Regions from separate parts of the Homo sapiens genome. Here region 1 is linked to region 2. Evidence: read pairs that join two places in POLR2A ChIA-PET (ENCODE). Cell type or tissue: A673. All regions are shown on one strand. Region 1 overlaps RARA (retinoic acid receptor alpha). Region 2 overlaps KRT10-AS1 (KRT10 antisense RNA 1).

The links. ChIA-PET counts read pairs that join two places held together with the same protein. Peaks named below come from ENCODE experiments on the same cell type or tissue, not always from the same donor. Only the 100,000 strongest peaks of a DNase experiment are listed, where the experiment ranks them.
Region 1: POLR2A ChIA-PET joins it to region 2 with 11 read pairs; 1 of 35 experiments calls an interaction of 5 or more read pairs at or near these places.

Annotation. Positions count from the first base shown.
Region 1 is chr17:40,325,974-40,330,973 of GRCh38, reverse strand. It overlaps RARA (retinoic acid receptor alpha), which reads right to left. Exons shown (of 9, transcript NM_000964.4): 2 at 1-117. Among named protein-coding and RNA genes, the nearest start is that of RARA-AS1, 15 kb to the left of the region's middle. RefSeq lists an enhancer at 4,677-4,736. In A673, no CTCF peak of the experiment used is centred here; no DNase peak of the experiment used is centred here; H3K27ac peaks cover 474 bases.
Region 2 is chr17:40,827,973-40,832,972 of GRCh38, reverse strand. The region is part of intron 1 of KRT10-AS1 (KRT10 antisense RNA 1); the gene reads right to left. Among named protein-coding and RNA genes, the nearest start is that of KRT10, 7.9 kb to the right of the region's middle. RefSeq lists a silencer at 4,635-4,864 and an enhancer at 4,608-5,000. In A673, no CTCF peak of the experiment used is centred here; a DNase peak (open chromatin) is centred at 4,812; H3K27ac peaks cover 1,562 bases.

The DNA of each region.
Region 1 (5,000 bases), 500 kb after region 2:
TTCTGTGAGCTGGCACTTTTCCTGGGAAGGTCCAGAGCTGGCCTTCAGGGCACCAAAAAAGATGCCACTCCTAGATGGGCCCCAGCTAGGTGGCTGAGGGGGCCATGTCCTGTGATGCTGCAGAAAAAAGAAAGACAGGTGAGTGGGCACTGAAGAACAGGCACACAGGCATTCCCCGTGGAGCTCCCCAACCTGGGCTGCCGGAGATTTTCCCGTGGCACCCAGCTGAGCAGACAGCTGGCACCATGCCTGGCTGGCAGAGATGACCTGGAAGCAGGGCCCAGACACTGCTGGGGGTGGCAGATAGCACAGCCAGGCTGGGGAGACAGGGACAGAGCCCAGAACCTTGGAGGGCCTCTCACCCACAGTCCTGAGGGGAAAGGGTCCACAGTGCCACCTCAAGGGATCACTGCAGCAGAAACGGGCAGCTGGCCCTCCTTCCCCCAGTGAGGGTTACCTGAGGTCAAGATGCAGAGAACGTGTGCTGGGGGGGAAGAGGGAGGGGGAGGAAAAGCCGCTTCCCTAAAGCATTGGCACTTCTCAGAAAAATGACTCCTAAGCCAGGGGGCCCCTCTTACACCACTTCCCCCCCAGATCCAAGCCCCAGCACCCCAGACGGGTTTGTCCCACAGGCCCTGGGAGGAGGCCCATTTACGTACACACTAATAGGAAAATGGGAACCAAGGACTCCTAGGTATCACCTCCAATGCTTAACAGCATGGATGGTCCAGGGGTAGGCGATGTGTAGGAGGGCAAGGACCGCCCAGGAAGCCTCCTACCCCCAGGCAATGAAGGAGAGATTGATCTCAAGGTTCACCCACATACTTCTGTCTGCAGAAGCAAAACACATGAACTGGGGTGGGAGGTGGGCAGAAGATGAAAGGCCAGATGCCCCCTTCACCAGTGTGAATACAGATCCACACCCTGTTTGAACAGCTGGCACCAGAGGATATGCACAGATAATACCATGGGGTAGAGACAGAGACAGAGATGAACCCAGAGATTCCATAACACAGTGAGACAGATAGGCAGCAACAAGAGCAAAGAGAGAGAACACGAAGAACATATCCATACGAGGACAAGAGGATGTTTCAAATCCATTTTGGGTACAGGTTATATATAAATACATATGCATGTATTTATATATGAAAAATACATATATGAAAGACAAAAGAAAAGAGACAGACAAAAAGAAACATGGCCAATCAAAAGCACAATGAGGCTGGGGGCGGTGGCTCACGCCTGTAATCCCACCACTTTGGGAGGCTAAGGCAGGTAGATCACCTAAGTCAGGAGTTCAAGACCAGCCTGGCCAACATGGCAAAATCCTGTCTCTACTAAAAATACGAAAGTCAGTTGGGTGCGGTGGCTCACACCTATAATCCCAGCACTTTGGGAGGCTGAGGCAGGTGGATCACCTGAGGTCAGGAGTTTGAGACCAGCCTGACCAACATGCCGAAACCCCATCTCTACTAAAAAATACAAAAATCTACTAAAAAATTAGCTGCGCATGGTGGCAGGTGCCTGTAATCCCAGCTACTTGGGAGGCTGAGGCAGGAGAATCGCTTGAACCAGGGAGGTGGAGGTTGCAGTGAGCTGAGATCACACCATTGCACTCCAGCATGGGTAACAGAGCAAGACTCCGTCTCCAAAAAAAAAAAAACACACACACAAATACAAAAGTTATCCAGGCGTGGTGGCACATGCCTGTAATCCCAGCTACTCAGGAGGCTGATGCACGAGAATTGCTTGAACCTGGGAGGCAGTGAGCCGAGATTGTGTCACTGCACTTCAGCCTGGGCAACAGAGTGAGACTCCATCTCAAAAAAAAAAAAAGCACAATGAGATACCACTTCATACCCACTAGGCTAGCTCTAATAAGAAAGACAGATAATAACAAGTACTGGCGAGGATGTGGAGAAATTGGAATCCTCATATATTGCTGGTGGGAATGTAAAATAGAATAGCTGTTTTGGAAAACAGTTTGGCAGTTCCTCAAAAGGTTAAACACAGCGATGGCATATGACCCAGCAATTCTACTCCTAGGTATCTACCCAAGAGATATGACAACGTAAGTCCACAGAAAGACTTATACATGAACATTCACAGCAGCGTTATTCCTAATAGTCAAAAAGTGGAATCAACCCAAAAGTCCATCAACTGACGAATAAATAAAATGTTGTATGTCCCTACAATGGAACATTATTCTGCCAAAAAAAGAATGAAGTACTGATACTATGATATGGATATTCCTTGAAAACATTATACCGGTTACAAAGACCATGTATTGTAGGATTCCATTTATATGAAATATCCAGGATAGGCACATTTATAGAGACAGAAAGCAGACTTGTGGTTACCAGGAGCTGGGGCGTGGATTTGAGGAATATGGGAAGTGACTGTTGCTGGGTATGGGGGCTCTTTCTGGGGTGATGAAAGTGTTCTAAAATTGATTGTGGTGGTAGTTGCACAACTCTGAATATACTAAAACCACTGAATTGTACACTTTAATGGGTAAATTTTATGGTATGTGAATTATATCTCAATAAAGCTGTTTTAAAAAGAAGAGGAAAGAAAGAAAAGAAACAGGGCCACAGAGACTCAAAATAAGGACTGTCCATTTCCAACACCCCCTATACCTTGCCACTCCACCCCAAGCTCAGGCTACACTAGGTTCCAAGCTCTGAACTCCAGACTCTAGCCTCAAATCTGGAGTCCAGGGGACAAGCACATGGCCAGCATTTGGTTGAAGACCAGGCCTGGGAAGGGGGAGTTCCTGCCAAGGCCACTGTGGAAGAGGCCAGGAATTCTGGCCCAGCTGAGCCAGCCAGCCTGTGTGGAACTGAGGGAGAGAGGGTGGGAGGGGACAGGTACTGGGCTAGGGAGGGGAGGCTGCCCCAGGAGTAAAATCTGGACCTTGCTAATAACCACGATTTTTACTGTTACTCATTATGACAATCATAGGGCCTCTCTCCTCACTCCTGAATAAAGAGCTCCCTTCCTACCCCAGGCCCCTGCCAATTCCCTCCTAGGCTGAGAGGGCTGATGTCAGAGGAACAGGGGCCCCACCCACTGGACCAGTTGCCGCCCTGGCCCCCTCCCAACTCCTGTGGGGCCCCACACAACGGGAACTGGAGCTGGGGGAGCCATGCAAGGGAAGAAGAGGCTGGCAGAACCTCATCAGTTCCTACAGTTGGACCCTCACACACAAATACACATACAAACTCATGCATGCAGGTCTACAGAAAACATCTGGGTGGGCAAGAGCACGCCTGCAGCCCCAGCCTGTGTGTGTGCAGGCATGCATGTGAGGAGAAGGAACCTGGAGATACCATCTCTCCACACCTGGGCTCCACCACACAATGAACACAGCTCAGAAACTGCATGCATGGGCCCCAGTACACAGCTCCCCAAAGACACAACCACAGCCCCACAGTCTCCCAAACTGTACATTCTCCGAACCTCACACAGCCAGGGTGGCCCTTGTACCTGCTGCTTCTGCCAGAAGATGCTCTGAGGTCCTCCCTGTGGGCCCAGCCCATGCACCAGGTCCACAAACACTCAGGTGAATTCACATCCACAGAGGCCTGCCTCTCTCAAGGTGAGGCCCAAGGGGCAGCTAACCCAAAGTGAGGCCTCTGTAACCCACGCTGAGGCCCAGAAAGCCATCACTCCAGATCTCAGGCATCCTGACCCAGCCTTTGGGGGTCGGGAGGCCAGTTTAGTCAGTCCAGCCTGGACCCTCTGGAACCCACCCTTGCTCCCAGAGAAGAGAAAACCACAGCCACCTCAACTCTGCCCCAGTGGAGTTTGAAATTGAATCAAACTTCAATCCCCACTACCCCCACCTCACCCCCAGCCCACCACCCACACACACTACAGGGCAAGGCTGGAAGGCCTCCCCAGACCCCTATCAGAGCCTCCAAAAAGCCTAACCCAGCTCTGCCTGCAAATTTCAGTGCAAATTTACTCAGCTCCCTGGGGAGGGCCTTGAGCCGCAGGAGGGCTAAAGGTCACAGAAATAGGCCAAGGGCCAGAAAGACCAGAGAACAGGGATGGGCAAGGGTAGGGATGACCAGGGTGGGCCCAAAAGGGCACAGACTCTGCCTCAGAAGGTCCATCAGAAGCTATGACCCTCAGAGAGACACCTGGGCCCCAGCCCCCTACACCCCAGGGGTGGAGAAGGCCTCGGCAGAGAATCGAAACCAGTACCAAAGAGAGGGAAAACAAACTACCCACATCCAACCTCCACCCTATGCCAGCCACCTCCACTGCCCACGGGCACCCTCCCCTGAGAGAGAGAAAACCACAGGCCCACACCTCCAATATATGGAGCCTAGCCTAAGCACAGCAGAAAAAGGGGTAGGGGGCTAGAGCACCTGCAACCAGCCCCACACTCCTGCCCACTGGGGCCGCTCTCACCCTCAGAAGGTGCCAGGATCCCTTCTCCAGCATCAGCATCCCTAGCTGCCCACGCGTTACACCCCAGAGTCACACACCTAGAGAAAAAGGTGAGAGCTTTCTGAGCCACGAAGATGGGAGAAAGAACCAGAAGTCGGAAGGGTCAAATCTCAGCTCTGCCACTCTGGGTGACCTTACGCAAGTCACTTAACCTCTCTAAGCATCTGTTTACTCGCCTGTGAACTGCCTACCTCAACAACGAGCTGTGCGATTTCAGACAGGAAGTCCTGGAAAGCACCCAGACCAGAGCTTGGCACAGGGGAGGCCCGGGCAACTGGAGCCCTCCATCCCCATGCCTCTTGCCACCACCTTGGTGCCCCTCAGCAGTCGGCCTGCTTTCCCTTGCCTCACCCCACCCAGGGCAACATCTGTTGACGGGGCCAGGAGGGAGAATTACCCATTTCCCAGGGTCTGCTTCCCTCGGATGGAGGAGAGGGATGTGGGGAAAGGGATATTCGGGGTGTGGGTGGAGGCCTGACCACAACCCATTCCCAAATTCCCTTCTTTCATTTCACAAACCAAAAAAGGGAAACCTTTGG
Region 2 (5,000 bases):
GTGCAGAGTCTCTCCTGGGAACAGACAAGGCCTACAAGTCTGATCTCTTCCAGGGCAGGATATCTTGCCTCATTAGTTCTTTTTCTTTTCAAATTAGTCTATTTTTTTCATCACAGAAGTATGATAAGGAAGGCTTGTCTAGTCTGAAAAAGAAACTAAAATCCCTTATGTTCTTGTTAATTTTCCAAGTCACATAACTGAAAAATACAATTTTAGCTCATTTCAAAAGAGTTTTAGGAGTTACTCAGTTTAAGCCAGCAACAGTGTGTTTAAAAAAAGAAAAAAGTTAATCATTGTGTTTTTAAAAAGCTCTGAAGATAGGTCTGTGTTCAAATCCCACCAAAGTCCCTTTATTGAATCGTTTTGGGCATGCTAAATTTTAACTAATTTCTTTTCTTTTTTGAGGGGTTTGTGGGAAACAGGGTCTCACTCTGTCACCCAGGCTGGAGTGCAGTGGTGCAATCACAGCTCACTGCAGCCTTGACCTTTTGGGCTCAGGTGATCCTCTCACCTCACCCTCTTGAGTAGCTGGGCCCACAGGCATGTGCCATCACACCAGGCTCTGTGTGTGTGTGTGTGTGTGTGTGTGTGTGTGTGTGTGTGTGTGTGCGTGCATGTGTTTTGTAGAGACGGGGTTTTGCCATGTTGCCCAGGCTGGTCTCAAACTCCTAGGCTCATGCGATCCTCCTGCCTTGGCCTCCCAAAGTGATGGAACTACAGGCGTGAGCCACTGCGCCTGGCCAACTAATTTTAGTTAAAATAAAATTTCTGGCCAAGGGTGGTGGCTCACGTCTGTAATCCCAGCACTTTGGAAGGCTGAGGCAGGTGGATCACCTCAGGTCAGGAGTTCGAGACCAGCCTGACCAACATGAAGAAACCTCGTCTCTACTAAAAATACAAAATTATTAGGCATGGTGGCACATGCCTGTGATCCCAGCTACTCGGGAGGCTGAGGCAGAAGAATCGCTTGAACCTGGGAGGCTGAGGTTGTGGTGAGCCAAGATTGCATCTCTGCACTCCAGCCTGGGCAACAAGAACAAAACTCCATCTCAAAATAAATAAAATAAAATAAAATTTCCCTCATAAAGTTGCCAACAGGATTTGATGAGACAAAAATGCAAGTAAAATTTAGAACAGGTCTTGGAACATAAAAAAGTCTCATCAAGCTCTATAAACTCTATCTTAGGACTGACTTTGCAAATGTTATTTGCATATTTGTTTAATGGGTTTAATACAAGAAATCAAAAGTTCTTTGGAGATTATCAGTCGTCAGCCTTGTGAAAGAAGCCACAGAATGGTTGTGGTACATTTTCTCTGTTACTATTGTGTGTTACATTTAAATAATTATTTTCTCTGCTACTATTGTGTGTTACATTTAAATAATTATTTAAATCTATTCCTCTACCATTCTTACAACCCCCTTACCAAAAAAAAAAAGTGATTCAAAGACAGAGGGTCCATTTATTATGAAATTGACTAGTTGTCTGAGTCCATAAGGTCAAGTATTTTTTAAAAACCTTTAAAATTAGGAAATTAATTTGATTCCTTAAGACTTTTTCCTTTAAATTTAAGCATGTTACATATACTGACTTAAAATCACTAGAGTGGGGGATTAAATGCTTTCACTGTAAACCTTAACCTCTGTATGTATCATTTCTAATCCAAAACTTTCTCTACTCTATTTAGATCTGTCCAGACTCTCTAAGTAAAAATTATGAAGTTATACCCAATTATAATGTTATTTTCTCTCATATCCAGCCATCCTTGAAATGACCAATTGGACAAGCAACCACAGCTGGACCTAAAGGAATTTTCTTAGATTTATGAGGGGGAGAAAACAGCCACTGAATTTTGGACAATGTTCAGTTTCAATATTTTAAAATGGGTCTGTAGAGAATTGTTTGGTACTTTCGGCTTCACTATTTTTTATGAAAACTAAAAGGGATATTACATTTCTATTTTATGTTATATGTTAATTAATTATCCTACTAATGCGCTAACTCATAGTGAGCAATTGTCTTTTACAAAATGAAATTAATTTACCTGAAAAGAAATCCCATGACATACTAATGAAATTTAAAAGCTAAGTTATATTATATTTAATCCTTAAATTACAACATACTCATAGGCTACCTAGCCAGAAACCCAACTAGAATTGTCAATTCTCCTAATATAAAAAACATTCAAAATTTTTAACTTTTTATGGGTCCATGGTAACTGTATTATTCAGAAGGAACAAGAGATATTTCAATACAGGCAACAATGCATAATAATCACACCCAGGTAAACGTGGTACCCATTACCTCAAGCATTTATCATTTCTTTGTGTTACAAATATTCCAATAATATTTTTTTAATTTAAAATGTACAATAAATTATTGTGACTATAATCACCCTGTTGTGCTATCAAATACTAGATTATATTTGTTCTATCTAATTATATTTTTGTACCCATTAACCATCCCCACTTCCCAGCCCCCTCACCCCACACTACCCTTCCCAGCCTCTGGTAACCATTTTTCTACTCTCTATCTCTATGAGTTCAATTGTTCTCATTTTTAGCTCCCACAAATGAGAACATGAGAAGTTTATCTTTCTATGCCTGGTTTATCTCACTTAACATAATGTCCTCCAGGTCCAGTCAAGTTGTTGCAATAACAGGATCTCATTCTTTTTTATGGCTGAATAGTACTCCATTGAGCATATGTACCACGTTTTCTTTATCAACCTGTCTGTTGATGTACACTTAGGTTGTTTCCACATCTTGGCTATTGTGAACACAATTGCAAAAAAAAAATGAGGGTGCAGATATCTCACTGATATACTGATTTCCATGATTTTGGGTATATATCTAGCAGTGGGACTGCTGGATCATACAGTAGTTCTATTATTAGCTTTTTGAGGAACCTCCATACTGTTCTCCATAGTGGCTGTACTAATTTACATTCCCAAGGACAGTGAACGAGGGGGTTCCCTTTTCTCCACATCCTCACTAGCATTCATTATTGCCTCTCTTTTGGATAAAAGCCATTTTAAGCGGGGTGAGTTGTACAACAAATTACTGTGACTGTAATAATTTACATTATTCATTCAACTGCAGTGAGAATCACATTCTCATTGCACAGTTTTGAGTCATTTCTCTGATGATCAATGATGTTGAGCCCCTTTTTACATACCTGTTTGCCATTATATGTTTTCTTATTTTTTTTTTTTGAGGTCACTCTGTTGCCCAGGCTGGAGTGCAGTGGCAGGAACATGGCTCACCTCAGCCTCCCAAGTAGCTGGGACTACAGACACATGCCATCACACCCAGCTAATTTATTTTTATTTTTTGTAGAGATGGGGTCTCCCTACGTTACCCAGGCTGGTCTTGAATTCCTAGGCTCAAGTAGTCCTCCCATCCCAGTCTCCCTAAGTGCTGGGATTAGAGGTGTGAGCCACCATGCCTAGCCTGTATGTCTTTTGAGATTTGTATGTCTATTCAGATCTTTTGCCCATTTTTTTTATCAGATTATTAGATTTTCTTTCCTATTGAGTTGTTTGAGCTCCTTATATATTCTGGTTATTAACCCTCTGTCAGATGGATAGTTTGCAAATATTTTCTCTCATTCCGTGGGCTGTCTCTTTACTTTGTTGATTGTTTCCTTTGCTGTGCAGAAGCTTTTTAATTTGATGTGATGTATGAAAAAAATTCAAATTTTAGAATAAAACTACAGATATATTTTAGCAGGTTACTAGTATCAAGATAATCTCAACAGATCCAAGACAAAAAAAAAGTGACCTTTAATGAAGAGGAAAAAGTGAGGGCCAAAATGTTTTCTTAATATATATAGTGTATTTCCATTCTAAGGAATATATCTTTATATACTTTAAGGTATTTTAAAATTCCTATGCAGAATCTTGGTTTTCTTATCATTCTTACATATTCTTACATCAAAAAGTATCATAATTTCCTTTAAAGCAAAATTAAATTAGTTGTCTTCAACCAGCCTTCATTTAAATTTTTAACTTGCACTATTGCCAAAACATACAGGCCAAGAGTTTGGAGAAAAAAATAAAGGCAAAGAAAGTGGGGAAAGGCACTGAGGCAATACGAAAACATTCAGAGAACAATGAGTACTGGGTGCAGCAAGAACAGAGGCACCCTCCCTTCTCTAAAGGAACTTAAATGTCGTATTGCATTGGAAACACTAATAAAGAGGCCAGAATATTATAACAAATTATAAAACACCAAGTTGTTCAACATAGGAAATGAGAAGAAAGAGACAGCCGTGAACTACAGACTAACGGTGGGAAGTCTCATGAAGGAGATGGCATTTAAGTCAGAGTCTGGAGTTGAGGTAGAATAACTTGAATAAACAGCAAAGTAGAAGATGGGCATTCTAAGCCAAGAGCAACAAACACAAGCCTTAAAATGGAACAAAGCATAGTATCTTAGCCAAGAGTAGAAAGGCCTGCTTAAAGGATTAAGTAATTAAAGGATTCTTAAAGGAGATGCTAACACACATTTTTTCACTGAATCATGGATTATTATCCATATTTTAATATTTAACATTACTATCCATATTTTATAGGGTAGTAAACTGAGACACGGAAAGCTGAGTATCTTGCCCAGGGCCACATAATTACTTTATGAAGAGAATGTAGCACTCCTTCCACTCCCCACCCTGACTCACCGCAGGGAGCATGAGGTTGGACAGACAGAGTCGGGCAAGGTTATGGAGAAGACTTAATCCATCCACAAGAGGTCCGAGTATGTTGATGAAGTGATGACAGTACTGTTTCAAGAACATCAACCCTGCCGCAGTGAACAGATCTTAATTGACAGTGCTGAGTCAAGAAAACCACTTCAGAAGCTGGTGAAGTAATCTTCGAGAAAAGTGGTGAAAGCTCAGATTAGGGCAGTTACAGTGGGGCTACACAGAAAGAAACGAATACATTAGCTATGACAAAGAGAAGGTGACAAAATTAGTGCCTTGGTGGATGTAGGAGATAAAGAA